Regions from separate parts of the Mus musculus genome. Here region 2 is linked to region 1. Evidence: chromatin loops called from intact Hi-C (ENCODE). Cell type or tissue: left cerebral cortex. All regions are shown on one strand. Each heading gives the region's core, and the rest is flanking DNA. Links, peaks and the distances in the headings are about the cores only.

What was found. Peaks named below come from ENCODE experiments on the same cell type or tissue, not always from the same donor. Only the 100,000 strongest peaks of a DNase experiment are listed, where the experiment ranks them.
Region 2: a loop joins it to region 1, with 5 times the contacts of the local background. A loop is called at or near these places in 14 of 42 quality-filtered maps.

Annotation. Positions count from the first base shown.
Region 1 is chr1:156,532,795-156,544,969 of GRCm38, reverse strand. It overlaps the pseudogene Gm17975. Among named protein-coding and RNA genes, the nearest start is that of Abl2, 20 kb to the left of the region's middle. In left cerebral cortex, for the core only: CTCF peaks have their summits at 4,594 and 6,401 (motif pointing left); a DNase peak (open chromatin) is centred at 4,605.
Region 2 is chr1:156,080,497-156,092,671 of GRCm38, reverse strand. It overlaps Fam163a (family with sequence similarity 163, member A), which reads left to right. Exons shown (of 5, transcript NM_177838.3): 2 at 4,786-4,883; 3 at 11,259-11,280. Among named protein-coding and RNA genes, the nearest start is that of Tor1aip1, 50 kb to the right of the region's middle. In left cerebral cortex, for the core only: a CTCF peak has its summit at 6,680 (motif pointing left); DNase peaks (open chromatin) are centred at 5,536 and 6,645.

The DNA.
Region 1 (12,175 bases), core at 1,393-9,392:
GTCTAATTGTTGGGGAAATATTTACCTTCATGCATGACTACATGTAGAAAATATAAGATAGTTAGCTGGTTTTAGAAACAGTACTACAACTTGAAATACTAGATACAAGTAAAGACACATACTCTTGATATAACTGCATTGTAAAAGCAATACTGAGCTACAGACAGGACTGAGGTGGCTCAGCAAGTTTGCCACCAAACCTGATAACCTATTTGATTCTCAGAGCTCACATAATAGAAGGGGAGAACCGATTCCTACGATCTGTCCTAGGATCTCTACACAGACTCTACATAAATGCACACAAAATAATAGTAACTAAAATTAAAGGTTTAAAAGTAGTTCAAGGGCTGGAGAGATGGCTCTGCGGGAAAGAGCACTGGCTGCTTGCTCTTCCAGTGGTCCCGAGTTCTGTAGCCCAGCAACCTACATGGTGGCTCACACCCATCTGTAATGAGATCCGATGCCCTCTTCTTACATGTCTAAAAGTAGTTCAATAAGTAGAGAGTACTTTTGAAGAGAACTTAATTTTATAAAACGTAATTTCTAAGATTTTCTATCCTAATCCTAATTAAAATCCATTTCATATCAAGCAACTATTTTCGTATTTATGCTAAATTATGATGTGCACAGATATTTAGTCTCTCTAGTACAGCTGCATTCCATTTGATGCTCTAAAACGTTGGTCAGTCTGGTGTGGGCCATTCTCGCTCGCGTAAGTCCTCAAGCCCTTCTGTGCAGGTGCAGTGTCAGGGACTCGGGTTACAGCTGTAAAAAGAGTTCTTATCTATTCCAGGAAACTGTAGTCTTAGGGAGATATCGGTCAAGAAAACGGATAATTAGACTAGACTGGGTTAAGTGCTGAGGCAGGGAAAATGATCTACCAGCCGAGAAGTAGGACAGTACGGCTTTTCCAGTACAGGAATCCGGAGGACCCGCAGGAGTCAGCCTGAGAAGCTAGGCTGGGGGAAGGGAGGAAGGCAGCCCAGAGAGACCCTGGCAGCGGCAGGGGCAGGGCGGGTGGGCGGTGTGAAGCTTTCTAGCATCACCAAGTGTTTGTGTTTGCTGAGCACAGCAGAGGTGATAGAAAGCACAGAGGATGAGCCTGTGAGCGATCCCTGACCTGGAGATGCCAGAGGCAGGAAACATTGTTTCCACACAGGCAACAACAAAAGCAACAACAAAAGGGGGGGGGGGGGCGTTGGTGGTTACGCAGATGCAAATTCAGTTCTGTTTTTTAAAAAAAGATTTATTATTTGTTTTTTTAAAATATTTATTTATTTATTATATGTAAGTACACTGTAGTGTGTCTTCAGACACTCCAGAAGAGAGCATCAGATTTCGTTACAGATGGTTGTGAGCCACCATGTGGTTGCTGGGATTTGAACTCAGGACCTTTGGAAGAGCAGTCAGCGCTCTTAACCACTGAGCGACCTCACCAGCCCCCTATTTATTATGTGTATGTAAGTACACTGTAGCTGTCTTCAGACACACCAGTAGAGGATGCCAAGATGACATTACAGATGGTTGTAAGCCACCATGTGGTTGCTGGGATTTGAACTCAGGACCTTTGGAAGAACAGTCAGTGCTCTTAACCGCTGAGCCATCTCTCCAGCCCCGGTTCCGTTGTTTTGATTCCAGGTCCAGTTCAAGGTATGCTCCCCCTGCCTCAGCTACCTGTGTTGCTGGGATTACAGGCAAGCAGCAATATTCCGCTCAAGCTCAAGTTTCTGTTGTTGTGTCTTGCTTGTTTCTTTTGTTGTTTTGCTTTGCTTTTATGAGACAAGGTCTCATTATATAGCCCTGGCTGGCATAGAACTCAAGGAGATCTACCCTCCTCTGAGTGCCAGGGACAATGGAGTGTGCTACCACACCCGTTTTAGGTGACCTTTTCCGGTCATGTTTCTTGTTTTAAGTGGGCTGGAGATCACATGCTAAGCCAGCGTTCCACCATTGAGCTATTCCTCAGCACCCCCCTCCCCTTTTTCTTTTTCCAAGAGAGGGGTCTCTCTGTGTAGTTTTGGCTGGTCTAGAACTCACTTTGTAGACCAGGCTGACCTGGAACTCACATAGATTTGCCTTCCTCTGCCTCCCAAGTGCTGGGATTAAAGACATGAACTACCACAGGCTTATCTTTCACGTTTGATTTGAACTAGGGTCTCCCTGAAGATGTTCAGTCTGGCCTTGAAGTGACTCTGTAGCCCAGGCGGGCCTTGAACCTATGAGCCTCTTTCCTCAGCTGCTCAGTACAGGATTGACAGGCCTGTGCCACCAGGTTCAGATTTTGATCATTTTTTCCCCATTAATTTATTTATCTATTCACTTTACATCCAGATTGCAGCCCCTCCTACTCCCTATTCCAACTCACACAGCCTCTCCCCTCTTTCCCATCCCCTTCTCTGAAAAGGGGGAGGTCCCCCCGGGTATCCATCCACCCTGGCATATCAAGTCACTGTAGCACTAGGCACACCCTCTCTCACTGAGGCCAAACAAGGAGGGCCAGTTAGGGGAACAGGATCTGTACTCAAGCATCAGAGTCAGGGACAACCCCCTCCCCAGTTATTGGGGGACCTGGATAAGACCAAGTTGCACATCTGCTACATAGGTGTGTGTGGGCAGAGGGAGAGGCCTAGGTCCAGCCCATGTATGCTCTTTGGTTGGTGGTTCCATCTCTGGGAGTCCCAAGAGCCCAGGTTAGTTGACTCTCAGTCTTCCTGTGGAGTTCCTACCGGCTCCCAGTCCCTCAAGCAAGCTACCCTGCTCAACACACTTGTATTCAGGTGTTTTTTATTTTGTTTTAAGAAGTAAAATCCTTGAGTGCTTTCTTACTCAAGGATTTCTTTCTTTCTTCCTTTGTTTTGTTTTGTTTTGTTTTTGTTTTGTTTTGTTTTTGTTTTTGTTTTTGTTTTTGAGACAGGGTTTCTCTGTATAGCCCTGGCTGTCCTGGAACTCACTTTGTAGACCAGGCTGGCCTCAAACTCAGAAATCTGCCTGCCTCTGCCTCCTAAGTGCTGGGATTAAAGGCGTGTACCACCACACCCGGCCCCTCTTCCTTTTTTTTTATTGGATATTTTCTTTATTTATATTTCAAATGTTATCCCCTTTCCCAGTCTCCCCCCTCCTGGAAACCCCCTATCCCATCTCCCCCTCCCCCTGCTTCTATGAGGGTGCTCCCCACCCACCCACCCACTCCCACCTCCCTGTCCTCGATTCCCCTACACTGGGGCATCTATCCAACCTTCATAGAACCAAGGGCCTCTCCTCCCACTGATGCATGACAAGGTCATCCTCTGCTACATATGCAGCTGGAGCCAGTCATGTGTACTTCTTGGTTGGTGGCTTAGTCCCTGGGAGCTGGGAGGGGGGTGTTAATTGATTGATATTGTTGTTCTATCTATGAGGTTGCAAACCCCTTTAGCTCCTTTAGTCCTTTCTCTAACTCCTCTATTAGGGACCCTGGGGCTCAGTCCAGTGGTTGGCTGCGAGCATCCTCCTCTGTATTTGTAAGGCTTTGGCAGGGCCTCTCAGGAGACAGCCATATCAGGCTCTTTTCAACATGCACTTCTTGGCAATCCACAATAGTGTCAGGTTTTGGTAACTGTATATGGGATGAATCCTCAGGTGGGACAGTCACTGTATGGCCTTTCCTTCAGTCTCTGCTCTACACTTTGTGTCTCTGCTCTACACTTTGTCTCCATATTTGCTCCTGTTAGTATTTTATTCCCCTTTCCAGGAAGGACTGGAGTCCTTTGATCTTCTTTCTTTTTGAACTCCATGTGGTCTGTGAATTGTATCTTGGGTATTCCGAGCTTTTGTGCTAATATCCACTTATCAGTGAAAGCATACCACGTGTGTTCTTTTGTGATTGGGTTACCTCACTCAGGATGATATTTTCTAGTTCTCTCTCTCTCTCTCTCTCTCTCTTAAAAAAAAGAAAGAAAAAAGAACAGGGTCTCACTATGTAGTCCTGGCTGGTCTGGAACTCATGGTGATCTACTTGCCTCTTTCTCCTAAGTAATGGGATTAAAGGAGTGTACCACACTCCACGTAGCTTTGCTTTTATATAAAGTTTCCTTGCTACTTTGCAAAGAAAAATAGTATGATAGCCTCTTCCTTATCCTGGACGACCACCGAGGCCTGCAGCTCCAAGATCAACAATGTACTAACCACACCTAAGAAAAACAATTTTGGACCAGATGTGTTATTGAGCACCCATTGTTCCAGTTACTTGGGAGCCTGAGGCAAAAAAGGTTGTGTGAGCTGCAAATTGCTAGACCCTGCCACAAGAAGAAGAAAAGGAAAAGAAAAGAAGAGGAGAAGGTGCAGGAGGGAAATGAAAGAATAAACATCAACACAGTCACGTCGACCAGAATTCAGTCGATACTCGGATTTCCTCAGTTGTCCCTAATGTCCTTCACGACTGTTCTCCCACCTATTATACTTTACTCTTCTCTTCTCTGTAATCATAAGTAGCCATAGATTAATATCAAAGCAGTTGGGCTTTGTCCACTGCGATCAGTGCTCTCTGATTTGTGACGGGATCTGTGAGGAAGCCATCTGGAAAAGCCTTTCCTGACAGACAGAACAGAACCATCCAGCAGCCTCTAGATGTCTCCCTTAGACAGAGAAATGACAGGGAGTGGCTACCAAGCCCTCCCCAGAGTCATCTGGCTCCAAAAGATGCATTTCCCCCTTCCTCTTATTTCTCCAAGGCCAATCTGCCTCTTCTACATTTGTTTCCTCCTAAAAATTGAAATGCAAGATTTCCTTCATTGAAATTAATTATCTGCCTGAATTTATCACATTTTAAGTAGACTGCCTACCATACCCTTTGAAGCTACTGTATTTCGTCTCAGACTTGAGGCTGCCTCTTCTTTCTTTTTCTGAAGATTTATTTATTTATTATTTATGTGTACCTGTCTGAGCCTGTATGAGTATATGGGAACCATTTACAGTGCAGAAACCAGCAGAGGACAGAAGACAGCTTTAGATCCCATGGCATTAGAGTTACTGACTGTTAATGTATGCAAGCAAGTTGGCCTTGGGGACTGAACTCTGGCCCTCTGCAAGAACAGTTAGCAGTCTTAACTACTCAGCCCTCTCTCCATCCCCAGACTGGAGATTTTAAAAGAACATGGGAATACTTGTGACTCACAGGTGGTGCTTTGGATCAAAACAAAGTGTAAAAGAATAATGAAGTCATCCACATGCATTCACACAACACATGTTCCTTAGGTATTAATAGGTGAGAGGTTTGGAAGAGACTCTTGGGCATGTGTGCATGCATGCCACACACACACACACACACACACACACACACACACACACACACACAAAACAAGAACAGAAATACATTCTGGAACCCATATGATCACATGGGATATTCAATATCATTGCTATATAGTCTAACCTCTCAGAGTAGCTTTCTCATCTGCAGGGCATTCCCAATAGGAAAGAATAGTATAAAACTCAGGCCTAGCCAGGTGGTGGTAGCACACACCTTTAATTCTAGCTCTCAGGAAACAGAGATGGGCAGATCTCTGAGTTTGAGGCCAGCCTGATATACAGAGTTCCAGGACAGCTAGGGCAACACAAGGAAACCCTGTCTCAAAAAAACAAAACAAACAAGACTCAGACTTAAAGTGTCTCTGTCATGATCTTTCAAGTTGTAAAGGTCCTTTACTAACATTTTTGACTGTAAGCCCATGCTGAATACGCAGATGAATGTTCACAGGACATCTGAAAGACCTTTGGGGTTACAGCGGGGGTAATCATTTGTATGGTTCCATTGGGCATTCGATGGAGCCTCAAAAGCGAACTCCAAACTAGCCAAGGGAAAAATTGCTTAGTTCTACCTAGCCTGGCAGGGTGTCATAGGCCTTTAATCCCAATGTTGGGGAGAAGAGAAAGGCAGATCTCTGTAAGTCTGAGACCAGCCTGGTCTATATAGTAAAGTCCAGGCCACCCAGGACTGCATACTAAGACCCTGTCTCAAAGAACAAAAAGCTTATTTTGGAAGAGACTAAAGCCCCAAACTCAAAAGCCAACCTCAAAAAGACCTTCTATCATCAACATAGGTTAAAGAATCTATAATGTCTTAACTGAACATAATCTTGCTGAGTTTAAATGGCCCTCCACTTAATCTATTAAAAAGAAGGAGGAGGAAGAGGAGGAGGAGGAGGAGGAGGAGGAGGAGGAGGAGGAGGAGGAGGAGGAGGAGGAGGAGGAGGAGGAGGAGGAGGAGGAGGAGGAGGAGGAGAAAATGTCTGGGACTGGAGAGATAGCTCAGCAGTTAAGAGCACTGGCTGCTCTTCCAGAGGTCTTGAGTTCAAATCCCAGTAACCGCATGGTGGCTCATAACCATCTGTATAATATGTGATCTGATGCCCTCTTCTGGCATGTAGGTGTATATGCAGATAGAGCACTCAGACATTAAATAAGTAAATACATCTTAAATGACCCTCTAGGTATTTAACATATACAAACAAGGCTGAAAACTGGGGAGTCAGTGCTTTTAAGAACAGTTTACATTTAGTTTCTATTTGGAGAGGTATGCGTGCACGGGCATGTACCACAATGTCTGAGCAAAGATGAGAAGATAGCTTGCAGAAGCCATTTCTCTCTCTCTCCATCATGTTTCAGGGATCAAACTCACGTTGCCAGGACTGGTAGCAAGCACCTCTACCCACTGAGCTATCTTGCCAAGCCCTCATTTTGTTTTTGGGTTTGCTTGTTTGTTTTCTATTTTTGAGACAAAGTCTTGCTTTGTGGCTCGGGTTGTTCTCAGATTCACTGTCCCCCTTTCTCTGTGTCTTAGATGGGGTGCCTATCGCCGTGATACAATACTGTGACCAAAAGCTGCTTGGGGAGAAAAAGGTTTATCTCCTCTCACAACTACCAGAGCACACAGGGAACTCAGGGAGGGGACTCAAAGCAGGAACATGGAAGTAGGAACTGACATAGCAGAAGCTAGGGGGGCAGGGGGACATTGCTTACTTCTTGCTCCAGGTTTGTTCAGCCTGCATTCTCATACAAGGCAGAACCATCTGTCCAGGGTTGGCACTGGTGGCCCGAGGTGCCCTCAGTCCACCCACAACAATCATTAATCCATGAATGGCTCCCAGGGCTTGCCTTAGGTCCATTTTATGGAGCGTTTTTCTCATTCACGATTCCGTCTTCTCAGATATAGCTAGGTTTGTGTCGAGCTGACAAAAAGGAACCAGCATAGTCTGCTTCCCAAGTTCTGTGACCACAGGCACTGTGCTGTCACGCACAGCCTTATGGGCCCTCTTAAAAGAATCTTTGCATTGCTGGGTGTGTGGTGCACACCTTTGAGCCCAGTGAATGGCAGGCAGAAGCAGGGGGATCTCTATGAGTTCAAGGCTTATCTAAAAAAATAAATATCTTTTATTATTTGACATCATTTTTCCTTTATTGTACTTAGATAAGTAGAGAGTAGAGACTTGGATTGTACTTAGATAAGAGAGAGTAGCATGGGATAGGACTAGATAGAAAGCCACAAGAAAGGGGAGAGGAATAGGGGTAATGGAGGGATGAAAATGACCAGAGTACTGTGTATACATGTATGCCACAGGGATAAATACTTTTTAAAAAAGGAATTTATATGGGCTGTGTGGAAGTTTGAATGAAGGTGGCCTAGAGGTTCATAGGACTGGCACTATTAAGAGGTGTGGCCATGTTGGAGTAGCTGTGGGGTGGCTGGAGGAAGTAGGTAGGCTTTGAGGTTTCAGAAGCTCAAGCAAAGCCGAGTGTCTCAGTCTTCTTTCTTACTGCCTGCAGAGCCAGATGTAGAACTCTCAGCTCCTCCTCCAGCTCCATGTCTGTTTGTATGTGGCCATGCTTCCTGCCTTGACAATAATGGACTAATCTATAAGCCAGCCCCAGTTAAGCGGTTTTCTTTGTAAGGGTTGCCATGGTCATGGTGTCTCTTCACATCAATAAAACCCTAACTAAGACAGGGTGTTCACTAGTGGTGCAAGGGGTGAAAAGACATCCAGACAGGATGGAGGTTGCTAAAGAGAAGCTCTGATGAATGGGATTTGAGGAATAGGTTTGGGCGATAGCATTTCCCCTCACATCTGTACCCTTTAAAATAATAATAGTTACTTACTGGGTGCTGGTCACTGTGCTTCAGATACTAAGCATTTATACACGTCTTTTTAAAACCTAATAATAAACCCATGTGCTATTATTATCCCAGTTCTCAGACAGGAAACTCAAGGCAGCCAAAATACTCAGTCAATAAATAGCAGCACCATGGGATTTTTGTTTGTTTGGTTTGGTTTGGAGATTTTTTTGTTTTGTTTTATTTTGGTTTGGTTTTGGTTTTTCAAGACAGGATTTCTCTGTGTAGCCCTGGCTGTCCTAGAACTCACTCTGTAGACCAGTCTGGCCTCGAACTCAGAAAGCGTCTGCCTCTGCCTCCTGAGTACTGGGATTAAAGGCCTGCGCTGCCACTGGTCAAGGAAATCTGTTTTTATGAGAACTGCTATAGTGCAAGTGTTTGTCACACTCTTCTGTGTGATCTTGCAAGCGCCAGCAAGCTCTTAATGTAGCTTTTGGGTTTTTTGTTTTGTTTTTATTTTTACTTATTTTTGTGGTACCTGGAATAAAACTGAGGGCCTTTACAAGCAAGGCAAGGGTTCTACCGCTAAGTCCTACCCCAGCTCTGATGTTGCTGTTTTATTTTATTTATTTTTGTGAGTATTTGTGTAGACGTGCTATGTACGGCACTTGTGGAGGTCAGAGAACAATTTCCAGAAATTAGTTCTCTTCTTCCAGTCCTGGGTCCTGCAGATTGAATTCTGGCCATGAGCATGGCTGCAGGCACCTTCAACCGCTGAGTTGACTTGCCTGCTCTGTGTAGAGGTTTAAATAGTCATGCTTTCTCCTCACTCTTCTCTTCTGCACCCCCCCACTTCTTCCTTGTTACTATTCTTTTCTTTTTAGATTTAAAAAATTACTTTTAAAATACTCGACAATTTCGTATATTAATACACGTATAAGCCGGGCAGTGGTGGCATACGCCTTTAATTCCAGCACTTGAGAGGCAGAGGCAGGCAGATTTCTGAGTTTGAGGCCAGCCTGGTCTACAGAGTGAGTTCCAGGACAGCCAGGGCTATACAGAGAAACCCTGTCTCAACCCGCCCCCCCCCCAAAAAAACCCCAAAACACGTATATATGGTCCTGGATGGTATACATACTATAGATGTCGATCATATTGTATTGGGTGTTTTGTTTGGAGGCTGGATGTGAGAGTTGTCAGTGAACATTACTGGTAGGGCATGATTTCTGAGCACGGAGGAAGCCCTCACAAGTTCAAGGCCTACTACTTGTCCAGAGGACCACACGCAGAGACATAGTTAATCCCACAGCCGTCAGAAATGAGCGCTTCTCATGTTTTCAAAACAAGAAGCCCTGCTTGTTTGAGATGTGGGTCTTCTGACAGCCAGGGACCTTGAACTTGGCCCTACACAGCCCTCGATCTCACGTTCCTAGTTCTGCAGCTTGGTGTTCATGAACTTGATGCTTGGACAATAGGAACCTGGCCACTGTGCTCTGGAGCTTCTCACAGATGCCCAGTTTCTGCCGGGAGTCTCTCATCCTCTGCACAGGACAGCATTGTGATGTCGATGATGGGAAAGGGTGGAGCCTCATCCGAATAAGACAGCCATCTTGCCACAACTGTACCTGCTGCTTGTCACACACATGGCCTCCAGGGTTTTAGAGGAGAGGCACTCATCTTCATCTGATACCTCGTGGTCACAGAGTGGGAATTTATCCATTTTTGGCTTCTTCCACCCCAGGTCAAAGATGCAGGAGCAAGACTTGGAGTATGACTTGGGTTTTTTTCTTTTGTTTGTTTTTTTTGTTTTTGTTTTGTTTTTTATTTTATTTATTTTTAAAGATTTATTTAATTTATTTATGAGTACACTGTTGCTGTCTTTAGAAACACCAGAAAAGGGCATCGGATACAATTACAGGTGGTTGTGAGCCACCATGTGGTTGCTGGGAATTGAACTCAGGACCTCTGGAAGAGCAATCAGTGCTCTTAACCACTGAGCTATCTCTCCAGCCCTTTCTCTCTCTCTCTTTCTCTCTCTCTCCCTCCCTCTTCCCTCCCTCCCTCTCTCCTTCCCCCCTCCCTCTCTCTCTCTCTCTCTCCTTCCTTCCTTCCTTCCTTCCTTCCTTCCTTCCTTCTTTCTTTCTTTCTTTCTTTCTTTCTTTCTTTCTTTCTTTCTTTCTTTCTTTCTTTCGAGACAGGGTTTTTCTTTGTAGCTCTGGCTGTCCTGGATCTCACTCTGTAGCCCAGGCTGGTCTCACACTCACAGAGATCCCCATGTCTCTGCCTCTAAAGATTAAAGGCGTGTGCTTCCACTGCCCAGCTTCTACTTATAATTATTATGTGTAAACAGAGGTGTGACATTTTTAAAATAAATGTCATTGCAAGGGGCTTGAGAGATGGCCGAGTGGTTTAGAGTATCTGATGCTCTTGCAGAGGATCCGGGTTTGTCTCCAGCACTGACCTGGTGGTTCATAACCATTTGTAATTCTAGTTCCAGGGGATTCAGCACTCTCTTCTGACCTACGTGTGGTACCAGGCACACACTTTGGGCACATGCATACATGCAGACAAAACACTCACATTTATAAGATCAATAAGTGTAAATAGAATCATAGGGTATAAGTAGAATTCTGACACAGCAGTTCTCTTGCTGAGCCTTGCCTCTCCTCCAGGCTCACACTATAATTATGCAGATCTAGGTTTCTACTGTTCTGCTTGGTTTTTTGTCAACTTGATGCAAGCTAGAGTTCTCTGGAAAGAGGAACCTCAGCTAAGAATATACCTATATCAGATTGCCCGTAGGTGCATCTTCAGGGGCATTTTCTTAATGATGGGTGTGGGAGGGCCCAGCCTACTGTGGGCAGTGCCGATTGGCTAGGTGATCCTGGATGGTATTAGAAAGTTCGATGAGGGGCTGGTGAGATGGCTCAGGGGGTAAGAGCACCCGACTGCTCTTCCAAAGGTCCAAAGTTCAAATCCCAGCAACCACATGGTGGCTCACAACCACCTGTAACAGAGATCTGATGCCCTCTTCTGGTGTGTCTGAAGACAGCTACAGTGTACTTACATATAATAAATAAATAAATCTAAAAAAAAAAAAGAAAGTTCGATGAGCAAGCCATGGAAGTAAGTCCACAAAGCAGCACTTTTTCGTGGTTTTGGCTTCAGTTCCTGTTTCCATGTTCTTCCCTTGAGTTCATGTCCTGACTTCCCTCCATGACGGAGTGTGACCTGTGAGTTGTAAAGTGAAATAAACTCTTTCATCCCCAAATTAGTTTTGGTTATGGTGTTCATCATAGCAATAGAAACCTAACTGGGTTGGACACTGGGCTATAGCCAGATATTTTCACAGAAGGGTATGAGACCTATCACCATAATGTCTCATTGGTTGATTGACTATGGTGCTTGGAACTGAAATCAGGGTCTAGTACACGCTGATACTCTACCACTTAGCCATTCCCAGCCCCTATTATTTTTTTCTTTTCCTTTCTTTCTTTCTTTCTTTCTTTCTTTCTTTCTTTCTTTCTTTCTTTCTTTCTTTCTCTCTTTCTTTTTGGTGTGTGTGAGCTTATGTTCTGAAGCCAGAGGTCAATTTCCAGTGTCTTCCTCTATTACTCTCCACCTGTGTGTGTTTGTGTGTGTGTGTATGGTATGTGTGTGTATGTAATGTATATGCATGCATGTGTGCACATGTGTTACCTGTGTGTGTAGAGAGATGAGCTTGAGATGGGAAGTCCTTCTTAGTCACTCTCCACTTGACTCATTGAGACAGGGACAATCAATCAAACCCAGGGCTTGCCAATCTGGACTAGTCTAGCCAACCAGCTTGCTCCAGGGATCCCCTGTCTTCTGAGCGCTGGAATTACAGGAGGGCTGCCATGTTTCCTGGAATTTCCCATGGGTTTTGGGAACCTGAACTTTGAACAGCAAGTACTTGACCCACCCAACCGTCTCCCCGGGGCTGCTCCACTTTACTTTCTGAATCAGGATCTTTTTCTGGGAATCTAAAGATGACTGATTTGGTTGGCCAGCAAGTCCCAGAAGGCCTCCTGGCTGTCTCCACAGTGCTAGGATGCAGGCATGTGTAGTCTT
Region 2 (12,175 bases), core at 2,677-10,676, 450 kb after region 1:
TCTATACTTGATACAATTCAATATAATGTTGCCGTTTTCACTTGTCTCACAAATCTTAAGTTTTGTTTCTGGATTTCTTCTTTGATCCATTGGTTTTTTTTCCAAATACATTCTTTTTCATGTTTTCATATCATTGCCAATGGTTTCCAGTTTTATTGTATGGTGACATGAAAAGGTATATAATAGAATTGTAACTTTTAAATTTTTCTGAGATTTTTTTTTCTGTGGCTTGTGATATCATTTATCATGGAGAACAGTCTGATCTGTATTTGGAAGTGGTTGGATGGGATGTTCTATGGATATCTGTTAGGTACATTTGACGTTATGCCCAAGTTACAGGGACCCTTAAAACCACCGAGAAGCCAATTCTGCTGCAAATACATAAGAGTCTTTATTACAAGCAAGGTCTCTCACCATCCCCATTGCAGCAGATTAGAATGAGAGCCCTGAGTTTAGGGGTATAGGGTATTTATTGCAGTTACAGCAAGCTTGGGGAATTTCCATATGTCAGCAAGTTAATATTTTAAAAACTGCATTCCTGTCGTAATCTGCAGGAACCAAACACAGGGACAAAACCACCTGACAAACAGGATGACCAAGTTATCTATTCTCTGCAGGATGTCTTAGGTTATCTCCATGTACCTCGATCCTACTATTGTAGCCTGACTATTGCTAAGGGCAGGTTGTTATAGGATGATTGCTCAGGTGGACTTTGTGATTATCTTCCTGGAATTGGAGTTTAGCCCCTGGTCTCCCACAAAATGGGGAAGTAGAGGAGGGGACTCTGGAGCAACTCAGCTAGCTAGACCAGCCAAGCCGACGAACTCTGGGTTTAAGTTAGATACCCAACCTCAAAAAATAAGGTGGAAAGCAACTAAGGAAGACTCCTGGTGCCAACCTCTGGCCTCCACACACAAACTCACACATGCAATCTACCCCCCACCCCACCCCGGTCCGATACAACTTAGAAACGTTTAATCTGGGCTCACAGTTCAGAATGTTAACATCCATGATCATCCTGCTGGGGAGCACTGCATCAAACATGGCACTGGAACAGCAGCTGAGCACTTACATCCTGATCTACAGAGAGAGGGGGGAGGGGGAGAGGGAGGGGAGGGGAGGGGGGAGGGAGAGGGAGAATTAACTAGCAATAACATGGGCTTTTAGAACCTAAAAGTCTGTCCCTAGCAACTCTGTCAACTGGGGACCAAACATCCAAACATGGGAGAGCCCCTGGGGGCCCATTTCTTTCAAACCATCAAACTATCTGTCAAGAATTGGAGGTGAAACTTTGATTTAAAATAAGGGTATCGTTTTTTAAAAGACTCCCTTGATGTGGGGGCCGACAGTTAACAGGCAAGAACACTAGGTGAGGTTCAGAAAGGGAAGCTTATCCATCTGGTAACTGCGGCAGGGATGTTCTCAGAGGGATGCAATCAAGTCAGGAAGGCTAGTGGGGAGAGAGGGGAGGCCGCACTGCAGGATGTGGGAGAGCACCCCCTGTGAAGAGCACAGCTCAGTGGATGCTGTTGGACAGTTTGCACCAGGAACGGGGCCTTTTAGACATGTTTGATCTTGTTCTTTGGGCTTCAGGTGTGTTCTCCCAGGATGTCTTCTCTTACCCTCCTCCTGTCTCTCTCTCTCCTCCTGGCTCACATATGCAATCTTATATGCACGCACACACACACACACACACATACACACACACACACACACACACACACACACACACACTTGCAGAAATAAAAACAAGACAGCTTTGCATTTCAGAAGTGACTTTGAACTTTTAAACAGTGTCAAAACTGTCTAAAGCCTTTGAGGGCTTTTAAAGGTGGGTGAAATGCATTTTCATTATGAGATGAAAATGAGGCTTTAGGGGCCTAGGATTTAAAATTATGTGTTTGGGTGACAAGGGGTGGAGTTATAATGGTTACCCTTCACTGTCTTCTTGACCGTATTTAGAATCATGGATTCTGCCCCCTGTTCTTTTTCTGGTAGTGTTGAAGTTGCCTATCGTGGGCTGTGCTTGAATGTCTCGGCACAAGGACCTGCAGGGTCTTAGGACACACCAAGGCCAAGGTGACATGATAGAGACCCCCTTTTATGTCATGGCTTTGACTCTTCTTAATGCTCTGCAGGTGTTGTTTTTTCCAACAGCACACGTCTCTGGGAGCCTGAGGTTACTTATCTGGGGCAAAAGCAACTCTTCAGACCCTCATCTGAGAGTCAGGGCTCATCAGTGGGCACAGAAACAACAGATGCTTGAGCTTCAGCCCCACCCCCACCCTGCCTCAGCCTCCCTCTCTCACCAGCCTGGCCTGAGGCTTGCTGTCCTAGACAGTTTACAAGGAAACAACAGTCCCTCTCCTCCAGCTGCTAACCTGCTGTGTCAATTTCACCAGTTAATAAATGACTGGCGAAGGCTTAATTGCATCAGAAGAAATTGACATCAGCTGGTGCTTAGCCCCCACTCAATTAATTTGTGCTCCTAACAGGGTGGAGCAGGGGCAGAGGCCATTAATCACATACGTTGGTGCCAGCTGCAGCCTGCCTTCTGCATCTTTAGTCGCCCAGGAAGTGAATGAGGTGACCCTTTGGGGTTACTGATGGCAGGGCGGTCCCTTTGAGAGAGCAGAGATCTCTAGTTTAATGGAGAGTGGCTTTTAGTGTCCTTCCCCATCTATGCTCCACCTTCCAGGCTGATGTGCTCTGAATTCCCACCTCAGGACTACTAATGTATTCGGCCCGAAGGGCACCGAACCCAGAACCAGCCTTGACGTGGGTACCAGATGATGTCACTGATTCTACAAGGTCACCCCTCCTACATGCTTCCCACCCCACCCCTGCTGCCTCCAGACTGAAACCTCCCAAAGACCTCCATTCCTGTATCACTTCCCCAAAGGGCCAGACGGCAAGATGGCAAGATCTAAGCCTGGTACAATACAGACTCCGCCCACTGTGGGTGTGGCTCTGGGAGGTTTGGGCGGTCTCTGCCTCTTAACCTGTAACTTGGTTGATTGTTACTACAAACCTGCTTCAAGAAAGTACACTCCAGGGGACACCTCGGCTCCTGGTGAAATTTGTATAGCCCTTCTGGAAGGACAGACAGCAGGACCAGAGGCTCCACACCCAGTGCCTCTCCAGATGCATCTGTCTCGACCCTGCTGTGTGGTCGAGCAAGTTACTCATCCTCTCTGAACTTGGCTTCTCCCTGTTAAATAAGATGTTGGGGGCCAGCTCTTTTAAGAGTCTTTGCAAACCAGGCGTGGTGGCACACTCCTTTAATTCCAGCACTTGGGAGGCAGAGGCAGGCGGATTTCTAAGTTCAAGGCCAGCCTGGTCTACAGAGTGAGTTCCAGGACAGCCAGGGCTACACAGAGAAACCCTGTCTCGAAAAACAAAAACAAAAACAAAAAAGAGTCTTTGCATGTCTGTGACTCATATTTCTACACTGAAAGTCATGGGAGCAGGCTGGTTATGACTTATGACTGGCACTCTACAGTTTATAAGAACACCAGCAACTGTCTTTTGGAAATAAGATAAAAAGCAGCTGGATTGGGCTGAGGTGTGATTTGTGGGGATTGTTGTGATGTTTTGTTTTGATTAGAGGGGAGCTGGAGAGATGTCTTCGCTGACTATACTTTAAAAGGAATCTCAAGACCTTGTTCTTGAGCAAAGCCCCATGCAGCACGCTCTTTCCAGGGGCCTCTTGGTAACTCTTTGCTTAGCCCCTGGGTATCTGGGAGCCACCCACCCATTGGGATTGGCTCACTAACTATTGGGTAGAGCAGTGGATCAGCCACAGCTCTTCTCGCTAGTGGGTGGGAAGGAGGCCTTCACAGCTCAGCAATGGCTTTGCCAAAGAGATTTCCTCTCTAGCTCTTCACCAAATAACTGATTCCCCTTATGTGTGTGTGGAGTGTGGGGCTGGATCCTGAGACAGACACCTTGTATTTCCACTGTCCATTCAGCACATGGCCAGAATAGGGAACCTGCCTGAATACTCTGTGGTCTTCTGAGTTCTATTCATATGCTTTAATCTCACTCCAAATTCAGTAGGAGCACAGAAGGCCAGTTCCCACTTGATTCTTGACAAAATCTGCCCAAATAGGCCTTACAACATAACCACTGGCCGCATTAGAGCCAGCAAGGGAGGGAGTTAGCTAGTGAAAGGGAGTCTGAATCTTGAGCCTGTCCTTAGAAGGGACCCGCTACTGCTTTTGCATCAGGCATTCCCATTCATACCTGCCTTATGGTTCAAAGGGCAGGAACATCCTTGAGAAAAGCAAGCCTGAGTCGGGCATCTCCAGCGTCAGGAGCAAGAACTACCCAGAAGGAAGAGGAGGGTGATGTGTGGACAGGGTCACTCTCTGGGTGACCATCAGCCTTCTTTTCAACTTTTCCCAAGCTCTGCTCCCAAGTCCTACTGGCCTTAGATCTGCACCAACCCCTGAGCTCCGGCTTCAGAGCGTAGAGAAACAGAGTGTGCTCAGTGGTAGCTGGTTCCATAGATGTCACTAGTGATCAGATCCCCTCCCAGATACCTGAGGCTGAGCACCATACACAGCACATATACCTGAGTGGGGTTTGAAAGGTTGTAGGTGGGTTCCTGTCCCCACTGAGCCTCTTGCCCCCGTGTTCTCCTCCTGAAGTGGACGGAGGGTTATAGACAGCAGAGCTGAAAGAAGAAGGAGCTGAGTATGGTCTTCTAAGAACTGAAGAACTTCTAGCTTGTCTGACCAACCTCCACATCCCAGTAACCTTGCCCACTCCTGTCTTCTCCAGCAGGGACCCATGATGCCCTTGGCCATGATGCCTCCCCAGCTGCTATCTGCTCATGTTCAGCCTGCATGAGTGAGCCACCGCTGCTCCAGCTGTTTCCTGTAAGTACAAAGCACAGGCCGAAGCTTTCTTCCCAGAAGATCTGGGCCCCAGGTAGGAAGGGGGGTGCCGAGGGCCTGCAGTAACAGCCTTAGACTCAGAGAACAGGCCCTCAGAATTCTTCAGTGGGGAGGTTTTCCTTTGGGGACACTTTTCCTTCGGGTTAGCCACCAGCGAGTTGTTCTGCCCAGCTCTGAGGGGACCCGGGTGGGAACACAGGAACTTTGGTCTCCTTTTTATGAAGCTATTGAAGAGGCAGAGGGAGCCCAGCAGTAGCCTGGAGATCCTCCTGGCTCTCTGTACCTGCTACCCTGTGATTGAGATAGATCTCTGAGAAGTCTGGCCTCTCTGCCTGGGTAGTGAGATTTTATTTTATTTTATATTTTGGAAAGATGCAAGAAGGTATATTAATTGTTTTTTGCTATGAAACAAGTATAGCAGCTTAAAAAACTATGCACACAGAACATCTCAGAGTTTCTGTGAGTCGGGAATTCTGCTATGCGGAGCTAAGGCCACTGCTTCGGCACTGGTGGAGAGCCTGCATCTGAGGTGTGGGATTGTGGTTCCATCTGGAAGCTTGAGTGAGTGAATGGGAAACAGACTTACTTCTGTTCTCATGTGTGCATCTCATGAATGCTGTGATGGTTCTGTTACTTCTGAGCCATGGACAAAGAGCCTCAGCTTCCAGCTTGTGATTGGCCACAGTCTGCCTACACTCTCAGGTCACATGGATCTCCCAACATAGCAGCTCAGAGCATCTAAGCCAGCAAAGGGAGAGTTGCCTCGTGACAAAGGAGCATGCACCTTGAACCTGCCTATTCCCTTTTCATCCTGTTATTCCTATTATCTTTGTTGCCTTTTGCAGGTTCTTAGAGGCAAGTCATAGTTATATCCACACGGGAAAGAAGGGCAGTATGCAAGGCCACACACACACACACACACACACACACACACACACACAGAGGGGAGGCCAGGGCCTAGTGCAGAGAGGGAGGCACTATTCTTACAAGGGGAAGCCCTTGTCTTCTACAGATCCCAGCAGAGTGGACTAAGGCTTTCAAGGCCAGTATGGTGGCCTCACAGCTGACATACCAGCACTTGAGATCCTCATGCAGGAGGATTGCTACATGTTGCTTGGGCTACATAGAAAGCTCCGAGCCAGCCAGAGCTACAGATTGGGATCCTGCCTCAGAGAGAGGGAGGGGGGAGGGAGGGAGGGAGAGAAAAGAAGAAGAAGAAGAAGAAGAAGAAGAAGAAGAAGAAGAAGAAGAAGAAGAAGAAGAAGAAGAAGAAGAAGAAGGGGAGGGGGAGGGGGAGGGGGAAGAGGAGGAAGGAAGGAGGGAAGAGGAGGAAGAGGAGGAAGGGGAGGAAGGAAGGAAGGAAGGAAGGAAGGAAGAGAAAGAGAAAAAAGAGAAGAGAGAGAGAGAGAAAGAGAAAGAGAAAGAGAAAGAGAAAGAGAAAGAGAAAGAGAAAGAGAAAGAGAAAGAGAAAGGGAAGGAAAGGAAAAAGAAAGCCTCTGTCTTGCTAGCAGCCTTGGCATGTACACATTTTGTACGTGCCTTACATGTTTTAGGGGACATGGAAGGAGGGGGACATTCACTGACCTTATCATGGCATCATATAAATTCTCTCCAGCATGAGATTCATCTCCTCCTCCCACCTACCACCCAGATGCTTCAGGAACCACCAGAAACAAGGCCTAGCACACATCTGGGCAGAGCCAAATCCACCTTCAATGAGATGCTCAATTTTGCAGGTGGAATTAAAAGTTGTAGCTTGCTGACCCCTAGTGGTCAGTTAGTGTAATACCTGTCAGCCTGTGATGTGTTACTGGGAACCAATTTCCCAATTTTTATTAAGCACATAATACCCGCTGTGTATCATGGCACGGTGTATAGTGTTTGGAGCAGCAAGTGTGGGAAACAATGTAAGACAGGTTACAACTATTGGGGTAACCTACCCCCACACATATTGTATCAACCGGCTATGAAAGTGTGTCCCAGCCGGGCGGTGGTGGTGTACGCCTTTAATCCCAGCATTTGAGAGGCAGAGGCAGGTGGATTTCTGAGTTCGAGGCCAGCCTGGTCTACATAGTGAGTTCCAGGACAGCCAGGGCTACACAGAGAAACCCTGTCTCGAAGAAAACAAAACAAAAAAAAAGTGTAGAGCAGAGACTGAAGGAAAGGACATCTAGAGACTGACACACCTGGGAATTCATCCCATATACAATCACCAAACTCCGACATTATTGTGGATGTCAAAAAATGCTTGCTGATAGGAGCCTGATATAGCTGTCTCCTGAGAGGCCCTGCCAGATACAGAGGCAGATGCTCGCAGCCAAACATTGGACTGAGCATGGGGTCCCCAATGGAGAAGGTAGAGAAAGGACTGAAGGAACTAAAGGGGTTTGCAACCCTATAGGAGGAACAACAATATCAACCAACCAGACTGCACCCCCCCCCCGATTAAGCCACCAACCAAGGAGTACACATGGTTCCAGCTGCATATGTAAGCAGAGGATGGCCTTGTCAGGCATCAATAGGAGGAGAGGTCCTTGGTCCTATGAAGGTTCGATAGATGCTCCAGTATATGGGGAATCAAGGGCAGGGAGGTGGGAGTGGGTGGGTTGGTGGGTGGAGGAACACTCTCATAGAAGCAGGGGGAGGGGGAATGGGATAGGAGGTATCCTAGAGGGGGGAACCAAGAAAGGGGGTACCATTTAAAATGTAAATAAAAAAATAACCAATTTTTAAAAAGGAAAAGAAAAGAAAGTGTGTCCCAGCATTCTCAATTGTTAATCACTGTGCCAAGTGGATTCTCTGATATTATCATATTAAAAAGTTGTCACGGGGCGGGGGGGGGGTGTCACAGAAGGTCACATTGCCCTTAATCTTGCCAAGAGGCAACGCTGAGGTTTGGACTGGGCTTAGCCCTGCTCACAATGAGTAGACTGTAGAGCCTCTCCTACACTAATAGATTTTTTTTTCTAGGAGAAAGGAATGTGGCTTTTGATAAAGAGCTTGCTTGCCATAGGAGCTGGGGCAGAGGGACTGAAGCAGAGCAGGGGTTGGTCAGGGAGACCTGGTGGGGTCAGGGAGACCTGGTCAAGGTGGGCCTGGTGGGTCAGGGAGGCCTGGTCAGGGTGGGCCTGGTGGGTCAGGGAGGCCTGGTCAGGGTGGGCCTGGTGGGTCAGGGAGGCCTGGTCAGGGTGGGCCTGGTGGGTCAGGGAGGCCTGGTGGAGAGACATGTGTGGCTGAGGGACTGCCCTAGCAAACAGGCTAACATAACAGCCTCATACCATAGAGATGTCTCCATGTCTTTATTATTGAATCTCAGGCAGAACCCCCCCAAAGCCCCCGCAATATACACAACTTAGTAGAAGGCTTAAGGTATTTTTGCATCAAAAGAAAAATGGCTCCACAATTATGAGCCCTTGCTGGGTTTTTTTGTTTTGTTTTGTTTTTTTTATCCCCAAGAAGATCCTGATTCAATTCCCAGCATCCACATGGGTAGCTCACAGCCATGTGTAACTCCAATTCCAGGGGATCTAAAACCCTATCTGGCTTCCTCAGGTACCAGGTACACACATGTGGTGCACATGCATGCACACAGGCAAAACACTCATATGTTATATATATATATATATTCACTAGTACCCACTAGAATAAGACTTGAGAAATAGAATATGGAAAGGGGAAAGATATTGCGGTAGAATCCAGAATTGAGGCAAGGACTTGGGAATGGGGCAGCCAAGGAAGGTTGCTTGGTGCTTTGAAGGATGTGTGAGATCTGAACAAGTAGAGAAAGATGATCATATGCCACCAAAGCCCCTCAGGACTTCCCATCACCTCCAAAGGAATCGAGTCTCAGCTCCTCTTCTGTCCTGAAGCCCTGTAACTCGAAGTCTTCGGGACTTTTCTTCTACCCTCTTTGTACCAGAGTAACTGCAGGGAATTTCTATGCCTCTTAGCCCAGTCTGGTTCCCAAATAACTGACACAAAGGTCTATTAAGTTTATTAACAAGCTGCAAACCTAGGCTTGCAGGTTCTGAGCTATCCCAACTCTAAGGCTACTTCCCAGCCAGAGGACCTTCAATTTGTATCGCCCTGGCTCGCTCTGGTCCACGTCCTACTCTGTCACGGCTATCTCCTGGCAAATCCTCCTGATCTCTCCCCATGGTCTCTCTATCTTTTTTCCTGTGGTCCTTCGCATCCTTCTCTCTCCCTGGGACCCCTAGGGGGCTGGGATCCGAAGTCCAACCTTCCCATTTCCTCTGCAATTGTCTGAGAAGCTCTTTATTGACCCAAGGATGGCGGAGAAGAATGTTTACAAAACACCGAGACAAAACCAAAGTCGGCCTCTACCCATCTCTCGGTGTTGATTTCTCACCAACATTTGAATAATACAAGGATAGTCTTTACCCACTGCACAAGAACATCACTCCAACAAAACCCTGTTTACTTCATGCCTACTCCTAGTGAGTCCCAGCCTTCCCAGACTTTTTTAGTTCTCAGGGCCTTGTTCACCAGCCATTTCCCCTCCCCCTTCCTTTTCCTCCCCAATCCACCCCACCCCACCCCCGTGTTTTTCAACCCCTGGACTGCTTCGTTTCTATCAGCACCACCTTCTCTCAGCTTACAGGATTTATCTCGGACTTGTAAGATCAGTAATCAGCAAACACACACACACACACACACACACACACACACACACACACATACACAAGAGCCAGGACTGCTACAGGGAGCAGGAGCTTCAGCTGAAGGAACAATGGGGGCTGAGTAGAAGGTAAATGAAGGTGAACCTGCAGGAAAGTTGGGGAGGGCAGAGCCTTTGACGCTGGTGGTGATGGGAAGTCCTGAGGGGCTCTGGTGGTATGTGATCATGTTTCTCCATGTATTCAGATCTTACACATCCTTCAAGGCACCAAGCAGCCTTACTTGGCTGCCCCATTCCTGAGCTCTCGTCCCAATTCTGGATCCGACCGACCGCAGTGCCCTCCCGACCGCAGTGCCTTCCCATGTATTCCACTCTTCAAGTCTTATTTTGGTAGAAGCTAGTCAACTTAAAACTATGTATCTATTTTCAGGCAGTGCTAGAAAGATGCTGGAGTCACAGGCAGGCACAGGAGGGGCTGAAGAAAGGCCGAACCACAGTGGAAAGCACAGGTCTCACACACAAACCCAGGAAGGCTCGTTAGGAAGCCAGTACACCAGTTCAGCCTGAACTGGCACAGGGGACAGAAGACCAAAGACGACCAAAAGTCTCTGAGATAGTTCAGCCAGAACAGCGTGGCACCTCTGATCAGACTCATGTGCAAATAAATCTCCTGAGACTTTTTTTTTTTTAAAGATTTACTTATTTATTATATGTAAGTACACTGTAGCTGTCCTCAGACATTCCAGAAGAGGGCATCAGATTTCGTTACGGATGGTTGTGAGCCACCATGTGGTTGCTGGGATTTGAACTCCGGACCTTCGGAAGAGCAGTCGGCGCTCTTAACCACTGAGCCATCTCACCAGCCCCAAGACTTTTTTTAAAATGCAAATTCCCACTCCTTAGGCTCTGTGGTGAACAGGAGACACCTTGTTGCAAGCGCAGGCCCACACTGCTGGTTCACAGCCAGGTTAGTAGCAGCGAGGCTGCTTGGTACTTCTAAATGCAGTAGAAGCTGTAAAAGCAATGATAGAGTCTAGCTAGCCTGTATAAAAGACACACAACTCAGGTATTTTCTTTATAAACTCTAAGCCTAGATCAGGCAGATTTTGGAGCTGTTCTAACTTATATCCCAGCCACATGTCCCTTGATATTTGCTGTTTCTCCTGGCCACGTGCTCATGGTCCATCTCCTCATGGCTCCTTCCTCTCCTCTCCATCGCCTCTCTTCTTCATCTTTCCTCTTTGGCCTACATCTGCCTACACCTATCTACTGCCCAATCACAGGCTTTAGCTTTTTACTGACCAATTAACTTGGGGAGGACAGTTACATAGCATCACGTGGTGTACGCGATGATCTCCTCATGGGGTGAGCAACCAGATTTAGTGGGGGGGGGGCAGTGTTTAGTATTTGAATACATAGCTGCACCAGACCAACCCCAACAAGAAGCAGGCTTTCTAAGAGCACCTGGTGGGCAAATGGCACCTTTGAGTGAAGGAATGGGTACCCCTTCATCCAGGTGACCACACAGGATTCAGGGCTTGGTAAGTAGGGTGCAGCTGAGGCCTAGCTGCAGTGGAATCATGACAGATAGGGACAACTTAGAGCAAAATAGTGCCTTTTTCCTGTGGGTATTGAGTTTGAGATAACAGTGGATATCCAAGTGCTGTCGGGAGTAACATTCTCTTCCCAATATCTCTGTCCCTTTTGCTGTCTTACAGGTCATCGCTCCCTTCACTGAATGTAAGTCCTTGAAATCCTCCCTCCATCCTCAAGCCATGAAGCCACCACTGTCCAGCAGGGGTGTGGGTGGGGTCCCCATAGGCCTGGAAGCTCAGAAACCAGTTCTCACTGGCCTGCCAAAGGCCACAATGGCCTGACCCACAGCCTGCCTCTGTCCTGCTCATTTGATTCCAAGAACCAAGACCAGTTTTCCTAGCCTGGTCATGGCCTTCTTGGATCCAGAATGTTGCCTGCCAGCTCTCTCTGGGCTCATGTCCCCAACGTTTCAGAAGCCAATGATATTTGTCCCCAAGAGAGAAGTGATACAGAGCTTGGCTTGTAGGGGGAGCCAGGCTAGGTGCAATTCCAGGCAAATAGGTCAAAGCCTCAGGGCAGTGCCCCATATGCAGAACATGGATAGTGAGTAGCTGTCTCAAAAGGTTAATGTGACGATTCCTGAGGCATTGTGGGAAATGGGGAATACTTAGCATAACTCCCCACAGACAACGCCCTTCTGGTATTTCTTCTTCTAGCTACGAGAGCAGGAAGTCATGAAGGAGGTGAAGACTGAGGAGGAATAATAGGGTTTGTTTTGCAAGCATAAGGACCTGGGTTCAGTCTCCAAAGAGGACCCGAGTCTGCTCCCTAGACCTCACATTTAAAAAGAGTCAGATGTGATGACGGGCATTTGTAATACTAGGATGAGAGTCTGAAATAGGCAAATCCTGGGGCTCCTTGACCATCTAACCTAGCCTCCTTGGCAAGTTCTGGGCTAGTAAGAGGTTTTGTCTGAGAGAGAGAGAGAGAGAGAGAGAGAGAGAGAGAGAGAGAGAGAGAGGAAAGAAGACGGGGGGGGGGTGCATGTCTTTAATCCCAGCATTTGGGAGGCAGAGGAAAGTGAGTTCAAGGCTTGCCT